2 separate regions of the Mus musculus genome follow, and region 2 is linked to region 1. A link is a loop called in an ENCODE intact Hi-C map of the cell type or tissue named here. Cell type or tissue: heart. All regions are shown on one strand. Each heading gives the region's core, and the rest is flanking DNA. Links, peaks and the distances in the headings are about the cores only.

Evidence for each region. Peaks named below come from ENCODE experiments on the same cell type or tissue, not always from the same donor. Only the 100,000 strongest peaks of a DNase experiment are listed, where the experiment ranks them.
Region 2: a loop joins it to region 1, with 5 times the contacts of the local background. A loop is called at or near these places in 14 of 42 quality-filtered maps.

The regions. Positions count from the first base shown.
Region 1 is chr2:25,822,928-25,831,257 of GRCm38, forward strand. Lcn9 (lipocalin 9) reads left to right here and starts at 226. Exons shown (of 7, transcript NM_029959.2): 1 at 226-328; 2 at 633-769; 3 at 1,053-1,126; 4 at 1,506-1,616; 5 at 1,742-1,843; 6 at 1,973-2,017; 7 at 2,344-2,610. The coding sequence starts at 233. The coding sequence ends at 1,989. In heart, for the core only: no CTCF peak of the experiment used is centred there; no DNase peak of the experiment used is centred there.
Region 2 is chr2:26,143,127-26,151,456 of GRCm38, forward strand. No RefSeq gene overlaps it. Among named protein-coding and RNA genes, the nearest start is that of Tmem250-ps, 6.8 kb to the left of the region's middle. In heart, for the core only: no CTCF peak of the experiment used is centred there; DNase peaks (open chromatin) are centred at 645 and 5,045.

The DNA of each region.
Region 1 (8,330 bases), core at 45-8,044:
GGGTCCAGGGACCTGATAGCCAAACCCTGTTGGTCCCAACTTCCCCTGTCACTTTCTGACCCAGCTACATATCCATTCAAGTGGGTTCTGTGGCCAGCTCTAGAATGTGACCAGTTAAATGGGGACCTTTGGCTGCCTTCCAACAGGGCACAGGATGTGTGTGGACAGGCTGGCAACCGCAGAACAGAAAGGGGCATAAGGGAGATGCTAGCCAAGGTGTCCACCAGAGAGAATGGTACTACTACTAGTCCTGGGCCTGGTGCTGAGCCTGGCCACTGCGCAGTTCAACCTGCATACTGCTGTGCGGAGAGACTACAACCTGGCCAGGGTGGGCCGAGCCTTCTAAGGCTAGGCCAGGCTTCATGAAAAGCACCTGTCTCACTTTATTGGGGAGGGGGCTGACCTGGAAAAGGAGTGTCTAGGCCATGAGAGTCCCTCACATTCCTAGCCATGATGGCAACCAGAGGGTGCAGAAGGAGCTTTGGGAGAAATGGAGCAGAGGGAGGGCAGAAAAGGCAGAAGGAGGTCCCAGCTTAGAGCTAATGTTTAGAGACTCACCCAGGATTGAGACTGTGAGGGCCAAGCAGTCCCAGAGGTGGTACAGGACTCCACCACTCAGCCTTTCCTTCCAGATTTCCGGGACCTGGTACCTCGATTCCATAGCCTCAGATAACATGACTCGCATTGAAGAAAATGGAGACCTGAGGCTCTTCATCCGGAACATCAAGCTCTTAAATAACGGCAGCCTGCAGTTTGACTTCCATTTCATGTGTGTATTGCCCCCTACGCTGAAACTAGGGGAGAATATGTTCCCATGCCCCACAGGAACTTCATACACTCACACATCTGCACACTTGGGCCAGTGTGTGGACTTCACCAGCTCTTCCCTGCAGATCAGCATGATGGGATCAGGGGGTTCCTGGCCTGTTGCTGTGTTCTGTGCTCCTCTGAGTGAGTTAAGCTGAAAGGCCCCTACTGGAGTGGTCACAGAAGCCAAGGTAGGGGGATGGGCCTGGTGCTTGCTCTGATCTTCTCCCCTCACTGTCCTCCAGGTTGCAAGGAGAATGTGTAGCTGTGACCATGGTCTGTGAAAAGACTAAGAATAATGGGGAGTTCTCTGTTGCCTGTGAGTGGGGCCCTGTTCTTTCTAATCTGATTGCCAGGAGTCTTTTCTGCTGAGGCCGTGCCCACCAGTCTAGGTACAACTTAAGGGTCCACAGCCTAGCCCTCTCTCTGGACAGTACTAGCTTGGAACTATCACACAGCCAGAGTACTGTGCTGAGGTTTGTGGAGGCAGCACACAAACGCACAGATGGGGCTATAATACCCTGCTATCTACACTTCCATACCACAGTCTCCTGAGCTAGCACTGGGCATTCAAACTCTCACATCCTTCCAATGCTTGCTTTAACAGAAGCTACATAAGTCACATGGCATTCATTGCAGAAGTGAGGGGGTATACCAGTGCCCAGGCAGAGGGTATGCTAAGCTATATCTCTGTGCAGATGAGGGGAAAAACAAGGTGCTGCTCTTGGAGACCGACTACAGCATGTATATCATCTTCTACATGCAGAACATCAAGAATGGGACCAAGACCCAAGTGCTGGCACTCTATGGTAACCCGACCCTATCTGTTTGGGAATCCCAGCCACTGGGAGGGCATCTTCCATGGGCCCTAGACATATTATGGAATGGTGCCTTGGGACTGCTCCCCAACAAAAAGTCCCAAATCTGTCCCCAGGGCGCTCCATACTGCTTGACAAGACTCATCAGAGAGAATTTGAAAACATCTGCAATCTATATGGGCTGGACTCACAAAATATCATCGACATGACAAAAAAAGGTAAGGTTCTCTTCTCTGACTCAGAAAGGCCCAGAGAAGGCAGCTCACAGCCTGGTGTGCCTTGCACGGATGCCCTGAGGACTGGGACAGGGGTTGAGCAAGCCATCTGACATCCCCTTGTCTCCCCAGATTTTTGCTTTTTATAGACCATAGAGGAACCAGCCAGGCCTTCTGGTATGTGAATTTTGGTTTGGGTACAAGACAAGCAGCCTGGGGTGTTGGGAACCGGGCAGGGTAACCAACAGCCAGTGGTGTCAGAAGCTGGGGGAGGTCCATCTCAGAGTGACCATGAGCTTCATATCTCAAAGCTTATACTCTGCTCATCACTGGGTTGTCCTGCTGAAGCAAAGGAACACCCAGCTCTTTGTAGAAGACTGTGTGATATATTCCCAGAGTCAGGATTGTAGTGGGGCCTTTTATAGTGTGTCTGAGAAGAGTGGGAAACTACCCTGGATGCTATGTGCAGTAAAGGATGCATCTTGAGGTTTACTGTCTTACAGCTTTGCACCCCAGAGAGTTGAGATCCAGGCACTGCGGAGACAGCATTAGGCATCCTCTTTCTTTCTGATGCTGGCCAGCATTGGGCATCCTCTTTCTTTCTGATGCTGGCCTGTGGTCATATCTCCGTACTCTAGGCCTCTGTCTTCACATGGCCTTCTGTGTCTGCATTTCCTCCTCTGCCAATGAGATTTAAGCCACCAAGACATTCAAACTGATCTTAACTCATGTATGAAGACTTTTGCCAAATAAAGTTCCTCCTTTGGTTCAAGAATGAAGACAAGCATGTGTTTAGGGACATAGCACTTGGCACTTCAAGATCTTTTCTTAGAAACAGGACTCCATGGTAGTAAAGATCACCCTCGGAGCATCCAAGAGACTGAACCCAGAGTCACCTCTTAAAGGACCCTGCACAAGGGCCCATGAGGTTCTATGGAGACAGGGTCTGTAAGACCTGGAAGTCTTCAGATGAGGGGTTGAGACCCTGTATGACCACCTCTGGGACTAGATTCCCTGAGGGACTAGTGATAGAAACCCAGCTGGGATAAGGGTCTGTCCCATGTGTTGGTGATCATGCAGGATAGAAGTTATAGTGTTTCGTGGGCTGGAAGTGACCCTCCTGGACTGCAGCAGAGAGATGTGAACACTGTACCCACACAAGCAGTCTATAAAGATGTTCACGTTAGCTTCCTTCATGACCACAGTCTGCAGCAGGTGATACATTTCAGCAAGCCAGAGCCTTGGGCCTTGGGTCAGCATATAAAGGCAGGATTGAAAAATTGTAGGAAAGAGGCCGGATTAGAGGAATGGCATCAGGAAGTGAGTGTGAGGGGCAGCACGATGATCCCAGCTGTGCTGTCTCTGAAGGACAGAGGCAGAGCATATACAGCCTCCAAAACGACAAAATGCTCAGGACCAAACACACATTCTAACAAGCAAACACACTCACGTACACAGGCATATATGAACATGCACATGCTCATGTGCTCAAACATACATGTGTTCATTCATATGCATATGTGTGCAATGCATGCTTATCTACAGGATCACTCACATATATACACATATACATGCTCATGCACTCACACACATACACTCACACAGACACATGCCCACTCACCCATGTACACACAAAGGAGCCTAGTGGCTTATTTCAAGATATTTCTTAGGAGGCAGTTTCTCCCTTAGCAGTGCTTAGCACTCCAGCTGTGGGACAGCAGGGCCAGGTAGGTCTGAGTCGCCTTCCAAGGACTGGCCAGCTGGCAGAATGGTCACTCCCAGGCAGCCTGGTCTGTGGATCACTTGGTGCAGCCTGCTGAACCACAGCATGGACAGATGTGCAGGAACCCACCCCCGTGTAGTTTTCTTGTAGCTGCAGCTGTAAGGGTCTATGATTCGCCAAGAATGATATGCTGGACTCAAGTAGTAAGCAAAAGCAAAGACCATTCTATTCTACAGAAGTCCAGCATGCTGGGGTCTACCATTACCAAGATGGAGACACACCAGTGAGTTTTCAGGCCTGATTTAAAGAATAATAGGGGAATTCCAGGAAGGAGGGTGTCTATCTTAAGCATTGCCTCTATCTCTAGGGACATTCCAGAACCATTGCTGGGGGCTGGAAACTATTGATGGGGAAGTTTGGAAACTGCTACTGACCCATTGTCCTAGCCTCAGGCTAGGTGAGGGGGCAGTTTCAGAGGCCTGTTCTTGCCCAGTTCTTGGAAACAAAGATTTAGGCCTAGTCTCATGAACTGTCAATTTGAAGCCTGTCATGGAGTCAGCCTAGCCTGTCTCACAGCAAAGTCAGCCTGAGGAAGAGAGGGTTTATCTGGGGTCACACGGGCAAGATTCCTTGTGCCTGAGGCAGCTGTCACTCCGGAGGTGGAGAGAAGTGGACAGTGGTGCTCACTTCCTCACTTTTTTTATTCCATCTGGGATGCTGCCACGGAGATGTACGGTGGGCCTCCTGTCTCAGTGAGCTCAATCTAGAGACTCCCTCACAAGCATTCTCACGGGCTGTATCCAAGAAGATTAGAGATCCTGTCCAATTGACAGTATTGATCGTGACACTTGGGAATCAGAATAATGGCTGTCCTGAAGAATGGCAGGAAGTGGCTGACCAGCACATGCAGGCCTCTGTCCTCTCTTAGAGGGCTGCATGAAGGAGATGGGGCCATAGCCAAGCTCCCCAAGTTCCCATGCTGTCTTCTGCACAGTCTAGGACTGGTCCTGCCTTGTGGGCTTTCCCCACCCCACCCCACTCCACTCCTCCACCCCCTGAAGACAAGGAAACAGGACAAGACTAGATATCTGCTGCCCCACACCACTGGACTCCTAAGAATGTCACTGAGGTAGAAGGCCCTTGAATTTTAGTTGTGTTTGGTTCCCATCCTCCGAGGAGTTGTGTTACCAACAAGTCCAAAGTGGTTACTGCTTCCTGCTCACTTTGTCTAATCAGCATAATATCATGGACATTGTGCACCAATGGGATATTTTCTAGAAGAGACGCATGATCAAGATCCCTCTAAGTTATGACATAGGGCTGGAGAGTTAATAAATCCTTGAGATAAAACTGTAAAGGTATACTGTTGGTCTTGCCAGCTCAGAGTGAATTGCTTCTGGTGGGTCTTATGGACAGGCACTGAGCAAAGGGCATTTTGCTCAATCAATTGTTGTGCACCACATACCAGGCTATAGGGCACATGGGCTGTGCTATCAGACGGGCATAAGAACTGGAGGTGGGGTGTGGTCAAACCCTGGGAAATCTCAGAGATCTTAGATGGCAGGTGTGGAGCTGCCCTCTCTGCCTGCTCTGGAACATATATCAACCACTCCAAACTGAGGGGACCAGGGGAGTCAGGCATACGATGCAGCACCTGGAACTCCTCTCCCTGCTAATGAAGCATCCCAGCAGCCTAAACGTTCAGCCAATGACCTTCCCTTCCTGGATATTCCTATACCCTTCCCCCAAATTATATAATCCCGGAGATTACCTCGAATAAACTGTATGCACAACCACCCCCAGGAAAGAAATATGAACAAGCTAAGGTCATCTCAGAGACTTGCTTCATGAAAGATCACCATGGGGAAGACCTTCGCCTAAAAGAACCCCAACACTAAACTTCTGGAAGAAAGCCTTCCAGCACTCGGCACTCGCTCCTCCCTGTTATCTCGGTTCCGCTCACCCATTCAAGTGGCACACAGCAGTGCTCTTGTGCCCCCAAAGGGAGACACAGACCTCAGACTCCATTACTGACTTCCTCTCTCCAGGCCAGTACACTGACACTGCTTGGGCACCCCAAGAGGCAGCCTTGGGACTACAGCATTCATCCCAGACCCTCCTTCTCCTCTGGGTTGGTGTGTAGCTGCATTCTCACAAAATTTCACAAAAGGGAAACGTGGGCTGCAGACTCCCTGTCCCAGACTCTGCCTGGCTTGTGTGTTGGCAGAGTCTAGACACCACCAGAGGGCAAAGATAGGCAGATCCTGGGACCCACAACAAACATGAGAACCACAGCAGGATGTGTGATAATTCTCTGAAGTACAGACACCATATCCGGTAAAGCAGCTGCAATAAGAGACAATACTTAGTGGGATTTTTGACAGTCAGCTGTCATTCTCCACGATCCATCTGTCTTCTGCACTGGCCAGATAGGAGAGTTAAGGAAGATGTAGTGGGAACTATCATTCCTGCATCTTTCAGCTCTTTGACGGTGGCATTAATTTCTGCAATTCTCCCAGGGATGCAATACTGTTTTTGATTCACTCTTTTCCTTAGTAAAGGCAACTCTAAAGATTTGCATCTAGCCTTTCCAACTATAACAACCCTCACTCCACAGGTCAGGGAACCAATGTGAGGATTCTGCCAACTTCTAAGTCTATCTATCCCAGTTATACGTTCTGGGGCTGGGGAAATAACCACAGGATGAACTCAGGGACCCACTGGACCTACTGTGAGTCAGACTTCAGTGAGAACTCCATTAATCACCAGGCCTCCATAAGCCCCCACTTTAACTGGAGGCCACAATGTTTCTTGAGATCTCCCAGAACCAGTGTCAATTCACAACCAGTATCAAGTAGACTCTGGAGAGTCTGATCGTTTCCTTTCTCCCCAGTATGCAGTTACCCGTGACAAAGGCCATGCATAGGTCTCTCTGGGCAAGGACTGGGGAAAGGCTAATAGTGAAATTTTTAGTTACTTTATCAAGGTCCTTCCTCAGGGGAATCTGGGCGTCCCTACACTTAAGGGATTCTGGGTCGGCAAACTGCCTCAAGTCTGGAAATTGGATCACTTTTGCCATCATCCATTGTGGCATTTCTTTTATTTGTTGGAGATTTTTTTTTCATTTATACAGATCAAACAAAACTTCAGTAGGCTTCTTATCTATTTCGTGCCTGGAAGCACCATGACTGATTACAGTACCGAAGGTCCAGATGAGTGATGCCATTGCTGAGTTCACTTTGCCTGTCCTGACCATTTCGGGTCCACCATTACTCACGGTCAGACATTGTTTTGTCTCTGCTGCCCATTATGACATCTACAATCAGCTTGCCTTTCATGATTCACTGCAGCCATCTGGCCCCTGCTACCCTGGGCCCAATTCAACCTACAGCATTTAATTCATTCAACTGAGCAGCAGCCATCTTCAGCCCTCCAGTCTGGGACAAGAAAAAGGACAACAAAGCTCTTCAAGTGCTGGTGCTCCTCTCGATACTGTGTACCTTACAGGATTCATGAAGGGCTTGTCTTCTGGGCCTTCCCATTGTGGAGGATATCGTTTACATAGTGTACCCACTCTAGCACTGCAACTTCCCTGAGCCTTAAAATCCCTTCATCAACACTCAGCCAAGGGATAGCAGGCATCTCCAACTCCTTTTCAGTGGCCATCTTTTGACAAATGCTTCAGCCAACCTTTCAAACAAACCTTTGACACCTTTTTTTTTTAACTGTGTGAGCTTCCATATTAAACCTAGACTCTCCACTCAAAGGGCCCATGTCAATAAACTCTGTCTGATCCCTTTATGTTTCTTCCACAGTAACAAGAGCTGCAAGTTGTCTCTGGTGCCTCCATTTTGGCACCTTAGATGAACTTTGTCTTGCTGAATAAAGTACCAGTAACTGTAAGGGAGCCCAAGGGAGTTACCAAGTAACTGTTTTCCCAGGAAGAAAAACCACCTAAGGCCTTGAGCTCTTTCTAACAGCCTGACCTCCCTAATTTTGCTAATCTCAGAGTCTAGCTTTTTGTAAGTTTTGCTTAGCCTGTAGCTGTACCAAGAGAACCTTGAGGGCTTTCCCAACAGGCTATGATTTCTTGCTTAAATATGACCCTGAAGAAGGCTCACTCCTGTATTTGGGTCCCAAGTACCCAGATGTAGTCACCAACTAACTGCAATAAAGACTTACACTAGTCTCATAGACTGTTTCCGGGTGGTCCTCTCTGGTGGGAGCCCCACAACATTGCTATAACAGCGACCCAGGTCTTAGCACAACTGACTCCATGATGGGAGGACCATTCAGGCTGTAAAACTGAGCATAGAGACAGAATCATCTAGTAGAACCTAAGAGACCTAATCCATCAAAGTCCACAGTTCTAGGAAACTATAAGTACTGGCTTCTACAATTCTGCTTCTGGCCAACGTTCTTGTCAACTGAAGTGTGTCAACCCAGGACAAGGCTATGTTTAAAATCTCACCCCGAGAAAGGCTCAGCGTAACACTGGGATCCCAAACACCCAGTGTAGTTGCCAGCTGGCTAATAAAGACTTTCCATTGGCTTAAATCCATATCCAGGCAGTCTTCTCTAGTGAACACCCCACAACAACCACACTTAAAATCCATTTCCACACATATTTCCCCAGACTTATTGATGTTTAAAAAAGATAAAGAGATATAAGATATGTTCTATGGGGGTGTGGTGAGGTGTAGGGGAAGGGGGTGCCTTGGCGGGCCCATGGCAAAGCATCCCTCCCCTCTAAGGGACCAGCCACAC
Region 2 (8,330 bases), core at 254-8,253, 320 kb after region 1:
AGATGGGTGCCCTTCTTGGGCTGTCGTCATGGTAGAAATGACAGATGTTTGCCAGGAGGTGGTGGTGCACACCTTTAATCTCAGCACTCTGGAGGCAGGGGCAGGTGGATCTTGGAGTTCGAGGCTAGCCTGGTCTACAGGATGAGTTCTAGGATAGCCAGAGTTACATAAACACTGTCTTGAAACAACAAAAACAACAACAACAACAAAAAGAAATGGTGCTGAGTAGGCTGCCTGCTCTGTGTCCCAGCCACCGCTTCCAGCTAGGATTAAAGACTCAGCCTCCCTGGTCTCAGTCCCCTTGTCTGTAAAGTGAGGAAGCAGTGCATAGGCCCTCACAGAAAGTTGTGGACCTAGCTTTGTTGGTCCAGTAAAGCTGGCAGAAGATGGCCTGGCCCACAGCAAGGCACTTCTCTTCCTGCTGCTCCAGAAGCAGCATTCAGGTAGCCCTGTATGGTCCCTTCTGTGAGGACAACACTTCATATTGCCCAGAGCTCACTGAGTGACTTAGGAGGCCAGGTCACAGAGCTCACTGTGGTACCCTCCCTGCCCTCACGGACTTCTCCCAGGAACTGGAGGGATGGCATAACAGCTGACAGTTGCCACCTTGAGCCCTGTAGGGAGAAACTGAAGGCCTCTGGCCAGCAGCCAATGCCAGCTTGCTGTCTGCAGTGAGATGATGACCCAGAAACACTGCCAACCTGAAAACACTGCAAGTCCCTTCACCAGCAGACAGCTCAAGCATCCTTTCTGCAACCTGCAGAAGTTCCTGGCTTGTAGAACCGAGAGGGAGAGAAGACCCTTGAGTTGAATTATGTTCTGCACACCTGTATGTTGACGTCCTAACCCTAAGGGTGTCAGCATGTAACTATTCGGAGACTTGAGGCCTTGAAAGAGGTCAGTACTGTAAAGTGGAGTCTCTATGGTGATAGGTCCTAATCCAAGATGACTGGAGATCATGATACAGACAAACATGCAGAGGAACACACACATGCATGTGTGCACACACAGGAGGGATGCCCAGATGCCGTGAAGGCTGGGATGGGAGGCAATGGATACCTGTTGGGTAAACTGCCTCTCTCTAGGCGTTTGTTACAGCAGGAGGTGTAGATTAGTCCATTCCCCACCCCTCCTCCTCTTTTTTATTTATTTTTTATTTTGGTGGTGCTAAGGGTTCAGCCAGGATTAAGCATACTAGGCTATGTTGTATTTCAGTGAAGTCCACCACTTTCCATGTGATGTCACTGACCTCAGGCAAGGATCGTCCTGAGCTTATAGGCCACACAGGCCAATACAGTCCACAAGACACACAGGCCACCCTTGTTTCCCCGGGTTAAGGGAGGGCATGTGGTCCCAACACCCTCTGTCCCTCATCATTCAAAGTCCTCCCACACTGTCTGAGCCACTGCCCTGTGCCTTAGTCATCCTGTGAGTTATTGCTTCTGCCTGCCCAGAGTCTTAAGTGAGAGGCTTCTGGGCTGCCTCTGCTTTCTGCTCCGCTCTGGTGTAAACATGCACGGGACAAGCTCATTCCTGTCTGTGGCTGTTTGGTGCCATTCTAACAGCATTCAGGGCTGGGGAGCTGTGTCAGGAACCCAGTGGCCCTCTTGCTGTCTGCACCATCTGAGAGCAGACGCAGTCGTCCTTTGAAACAAGTGTCTTTCTCACTTTGAGCTTCTCTCTTCTGTGATTTGAGTGAGGAAATGGGCCACATTAATCATTTAAAAAATTTTTTTGATTTATTTATTTATTATATGTAAGTACACTGTAGCTGTCCTCAGATACTCCAGAAGAGGGCATCAGATTTCGTTACGGATGGTTGTGAGCCACCATGTGGTTGCTGGGATTTGAACTCGGGACCTTCGGAAGAGCAGTCGGCACTCTTAACCACTGAGCCATCTCACCAGCCCCACATTAATCTTTATAAACTACTTCAAGGACAACAGCTTAGCCTCCATTTTACTGACAAGGAGAGGGCTTGACTCCAAAATGCAGGAGGACCCACCTCTTGTGGGTGTTTGCTTTGCACCATTGCACCCTTTTACATGCATGCCTTGTGAAGGGACATTCAAGACAGAGGCTGGGGGTGATAGGCCCAGGGGCCTCGAGATGCATTAACCCACCCAGGTCCAGCCGCACAGGAGGACAGAGGCTGCCTTGGGTGCTGAAGAGACACCCGGGCATGCCTCTGGAGGCTTTGTGAGAGGCACGAGAAACTACTAGGACCATGACTACAGGGCCACACTGGTCTGAAGTGTCCCCACCCTCTCACAGGTGCAGTGCTTCACTTTCCTGAGTCTGAGTTGGCAGCCCTTGCAGTAACTTAATGATTTAATGGCAGAGAAACCCTTAGTCAAGGCCTAAGGCAGAATAAATAGTAAACATTGCCAAAAGACAAGGGGGGAATGCTCCTTGGGCTGTGCAGGTAGGAGACCCGAGCACAGGAAGACAGAGGCACCATGTTTGCCTCAAGGCCAGAGGCCCTTAGTCAGCATGCCCTTTGAACTACCTAGCCCTCCACCTCAACAAGGTCAGCGAGGCTGGGTTCAAACTTAGTCTTCCTCGGGTTCTAGTCTTGTGCTAATTTCACTGGAAACTTACCTGGACCACTGTTGACTGAATGGTTCCCTGTCAACAGCAGTAAGGATTTGTGGCCATTCTTATCTTTGCTCTGGAGCGAGGGCGACCTGCTCGGCTCACAGGGAATGGCATTAAGATATAGTTTATGGTATGCAAAAGACAAACACAGGCAGTTATATGTCACACGTTACAATATAAATACTAACTTGTACTTTTTTTCAAAACTTTTAATGACTTGTATCCAGTCCAGAAGATTTATAGGGCAAAGGGGATGGCTCAAAATGTCACTTTAAACATATTTGTCACTTTGGCAACAGCACCAAAAAAAAAAAAAAATCTGGAAGATACTGCACTCAGAAATAAATCATAAATGGATGCATCTTAAAAGAGGTTTATTTTGGTCGTTAATGGTTGATAGGCCCCCCAGTGCAGGATTTAAAGTTAAATTATGCAAAATCAAAAACAAACCTTATAATACTTAATCAACCATGCATAAAACTGTCAGGCCCAAATAAATTCTCTCAATTAACTTGCTTCAGATTGTGATTGCATTCGCTAATTTAATCAGCCCCAGAGTGATGTGGAGGCTAGGCAAAGATGAATTCCTGTGAACGCACCTTAAGGGGCCAGGCAGGGCCCCAAACTGAGGCAGTAGCCCTGTGGCCATTGGGACCATGGAGAACAGCATGATATATATATATATATCTAATTGCTCTGTTTATTTATTTGTCATACTGGGGGTGGAACCCAGGACCTCGTGTGTGGCAAGCACTCTGCCAAGTTTCCTTGGGAGGCTGCTCCTACTTGTACCTCCTATGAAGAAGACAGACACTAGCCTGGGGAATGACCAGCTCCCCTGCCTGGGGTTGGGGAAGTGAAGAGTGGGTGTCCTCCATTCTGACACCTGTCCTCTCGCTTGACTCTGAGCTCCTGGCCTTCTCCTGTAGGGCCTCACTGGAAGCTCCCCTCCCCCCCCCCCATCATTCCTCCCTCACTTGAGAACTGAAGTGTACTTGGAAAAGTTTCATTTCCCAAGTACAGCTTGTGTCTTCTGTGGGGTGGGCAGAGCTGGACACTGTGCTGGGCCCTGCAGGCGGGCCTGAGGAGACGATTTGGCATGGACACTGTGGGAACAGAGCCAACACAGAGGCATACATACCGTGTCCACACTGAGCTCTAACCATCTGGTGCTGCAGATTATGGCCACCTCTAAGAGGTCTCCGAATCCAAGCAGACTGCAGGGGCACTCCAGACTTGTACAGTGTGTATATTCCACAAACATGGCTGATGTCATACAGGCCTCGTGTTGCTTTTTGTAAAATATAATGAACTGACTTAATCAGAAGCAAGTGTGTGAATTAGGGAGGAGAGAGAGACACACAGGGATAAAGGAAGATACAGAAAGATGCAGAGGTAGAGACACTGAAAGAGGGAGGGGGAAATGTTTGTTTTCATCAGTCCCAGAGTGATGTGGAGGCTAGGCAAAGATGAATTCCTGTGAATGCACCCTAAGTGGGGCCAGGCAGGGCCCCAAACCGAGGCAGTAACCCTGTGGCCATTGGGACCACAGAGAACAGCATGATATATATCTAATTGCTTGCTTGCTTTCTCTCTTCCTCTCTCTCTTCCTCTCTCTCTTCCTCTCTCTCTCTCTCTCTCTCTCTCTTTCTCTCTCTCTTTCCTTTTTCTCTCTTTGCCATACTGGGGATGGTACCCCCAGTGAGCCTGGGGGAGGGGAGGGTTCCACCTTGTCCCCTGCCCTACATTTTAGTGTGAGGTATTTGGATCTCTCTGAAGGGACCCATTGCTCTTGTTTCTCCAGTCACCCTGGGGCCCTGGAGCAGATGAAGCCTCAGCCCAGGCCTGGGTGTGAACACTTTATTCTTTTTACTTAACAGAATAGGGAAGATGGCGAGGACCTGAGTCTGCATTCTGCTGTGTTTCCTGCCTGGCCATGTAGAATGAACATTTCTTGTGTCTGTGAACCCCTTTACAAATCAAAAGCTACATCATATTCAGCATGCCCCACCCTCTCACTCCCATCCTTCTTTGGTAGTGAAACAAGTGAGCCGGTGCCAGGTTTTTGTAATTATAAATAATGCCACAATGAGCATCCTCATAATAAATCTGTGGGCATTCACGCTTCCAACAAGTCCCTTGGGATGCGTTGACCTCTGTGACTAACTTTTCAAGCATCTGGACACCAGACACCAGACAGGCATTCTGCTTCATTGGCTGCACGGAAAAATCCCTGCCCACTTTTCAGCACGGGACTGCAAGGGTGGGGTCCTCTGTAACACCCGAGATTTCCCTGGGAAAGACTTACTCTCTGGCAATCTAACCAGCCGCTGGCTGCTTAAGGGAATTGGCCTCAAGCAGCCATCTTCATAGCAAACAGTGCTATTTGAGGAGCATCCAGTGAGGCCTGAAGTGCTGGTCACCCTAGGGCTTGAGAGTCCCTGGGGTGGAGCCTGAGGCTGCCTGGCTAAACATGAATGGGTTGGGGTGGAGTAGGCTATGGAGTCAGTGCACTAGGGAGCTGAACTCTGTGGCTGCTGGTAGTGGAGACTGCAACATACTGCAATTGCAGTAGGCTAGTGCAGGAGCATGTAGGAATGGGTCATCCCAGCCAGTCCTGTAGGTACCAGGCATTCCTGACTCCCAGAATCTCTGGACAAATTTGTTGGAAACAAACTGGAATGAGAACTTGACTGGAGAACCGGGTTTCAGGTGACATTCTCAAACCCTGGGACAAGTGGAGATCCCGGGGAGGTGAATTCTGGAGACTACCATGGTGTCCTGCTCTTGGGGTCCTTGGCTGGACTCAGAGCAGATTTGGCACAGGCATCAGGTGGAGCTGTCAGGCAGAACCCAGGCTGGTCTCAGCATTTCCAACACTGATGCTCTTTCTCTTTCAGAGGTCAGCGGATGGCTGTCCCCAGTGCCCAGTGCCCTAGCATCTGTCTGTTCTCTCTCCAGAAGGTTCTTGTCTGCCTATTCACACCAAGGTCAGAGCTGAGGACTCCAGCTCCTTATAATCACCCCATTCAGACAATCTTGTTTCTTTATCTTTTTAGATAATTATTCATGTGTCTGTCTATGATTCAGTATGATAGTATGAGTATGAAGGTGTCCTCCAGGGCCAGAAAAGGATGTCAGATCCTAAAGCTGGAGTTGCAGGAAGTTCTGAGCCATCTGATGTGGGTGCTGAGAACTAACTCTGGTCCTCTGGAAGAGCAATAAGTACTCTTTTTTTTTTCAATTTTTTTATTAGTTATTTTCTTCATTTACATTTCAAATGCTATCCCCAAAGTCCCCTATACACTCCCCCTACCCTGCTCTCCGACCCACCCACTTCCACTTCTTGGCCCTGGCGTTCCCCCGTACTGGGGCATATAAAGTTTGCAAGACCTAAGGGTCTCTCTTCCCAATAATGGCCGACTAGGCCATCTTCTGCTACATATGCAGCTAGAGACACAAGCTCATATTAGTTCATATTGTTGTTCCACCTATAGGGTTGCAGATCCCTTCAGCTCCTTGGGTACTTGCTCTAGCTCCTATATTGAGGTCCCTGTGTTCCATCCTATAGATGACTTTGAGAATCCACTTCTGTATTTGCCAGGCACTGGCATAGCCTCACATGAGACAGCTATATCAGGGTCCTGTCAGCAAAATCTTGCTGGCATGTGCAATAGTGTCTGCGTTTGGTGGCTGATTATGGGATGGATCCCTGGGTGGGGTAATCTCTGGATGGTCCATCCTTTCGTCTTAGCTCCAAACTTTGTCTCTGCAACTCCTTCCATGGGTATTTTGTTCCCTATTCTAAGGAGGAATGAAGTATCCACCAGTTGGTCTTCCTTCTTCTTGATTTTCTTGTGTTTTGCAAATTGTATCTTGGGTGTTCTAAGTTTCTGGGCTAATATCCACTTATCAGTGAGTGCATATCAAGTGACTTCTTTTGTGATTGGGCTACTGATGCCCTCCAGGTCAATAGTACTCTTAACTGCTGAATCATCTCACTGGCTCCATTAACTAGCTTGATAGGAAGGAAGGAATGAAGGAAGGAAGGAAGGAAGGAAGGAAGGAAGGAAGGAAGGAAGGAAGGAAGGAAGGAAAAGAAAGAGAGGAAGGAAGGAAGGAAGGAAGGAAGGAAGGAAGGAAGGAAGGAAGGAAGGAAGGAAGGAAGGAAAAGAAAGAGAGGAAGGAAGGAAGGAAGGAAGGAAGGAAGGAAGGAAGGAAGGAAAAGAAAGAGAGGAAGGAAGGAAGGAAGAAGGATGTGGTTGCTGGGGATTAAACTCAGGACCTCTGGAAGAGCAGACCACTTCTTAACCACTGAGCTGTCTCTCCAGTCCCTGTTGTTGTCTTTTTGAGACAGGGTTTTTCTGTATAGCGCAGGCTGTCTTCGAACTCAAAGTGATCCACCTGCCTCTGCCTCCAGAGTACTGGGATTAAAGGCGTGAACCACTACCACCCAGTTTCACTTAAAATTTTAAATTAATTATTTTAGTTAACTATAGAGACAAGGTTTCACTATGTAGCTCTGGCTAAATTGGAACTCACTCTGGAGACCACATTGGCCTTGAATCCTCCTGCTGTGCTGGGATTAAAGGCATGAGCCACTAAACCTGGCATAACATTATCATCATCACCACCATCATCAAGATTTTTAGTAAATAGGACATGCCTACAGTGGAAGATCAAATGACGCAGACCTGCAAGATCTGACTGGCCGTGGTCAGGAATGCTTGCTTCTCCTCCCCTTCCTCTGTCTTGCAGTCTCTCTAGTATGTCACATACACAGCACAAAATATGCCATTTTGGGCCCCAAGGAGCTGAAGGGGTCTGCAACCCTATAGGAGGAACAACAATATGAACTAATCAGTATCCCCAGAGCTTGTGTCTCTAGCTGCATATGTAGCAGAAGATGGCCTAGTCGGCCATCATTGGGAAGAGAGGCCCCTTGGTCTTGCAAACTTTATATGTCCCAGTACAGGGGAACACCAGGGCCGAGAAGTGGGAGTGGGTTGGGGAGCAGGGCAGGAGAAGGGTATAGGGGACTTTTGGGATAGCATTTGAAATGTAAATGAAGAAAATATCAAATAAATAAATAAATAAATAAATTCTGGAAACAAAAAAAAAAAGTGCCATGTTCTCTTGTCCTTTTTTTTTTTTTTTTTTTTTTCTCGAGACAGGGTTTCTCTGTGTAGCCCTGACTGTCCTGGAACTCACTCTATAGACCAGGCTGGCCTCGAACTCAGAAATCCACCTGTCTCTGCCTCCCAAGTGCTGGGATTAAAGGTGTGTGCCACCACGCCCGGCTTGTCTTGTCTTTTTGTAAGCACACAGTGAGCCTGCTCTAGCAGAGCATCACTGCCATCAAGGAGACAAATAAATAAATAAATAAATAAATAAATAAATAAATAAATAAATAAATAAATAAATAAAAATAAAAAAGGATTCAAAGACAAAACCAAGACCAATTCCACCAATTCACTGGTCTGTACAGCCATGTGGCCTGCTTAGGGTAGGCAGTCAGGGTGGGTCTGGTGTCCCTGCTGAGGGACGACACATCATCAAGCCTAGACCCCAACTCATATAGAAGCCATGTGACCTGGTCCATCTGGCCAACACATCCTGGTGGCATTCACGTGGCATTCATGCCTGTCCAGCTGTGATGCACATGGCTCCCTCTGGTTGATTCCTGAAGGACCTGAAGCGTCTCTGATAGCAGGCAGCTTCTTACAGACAAG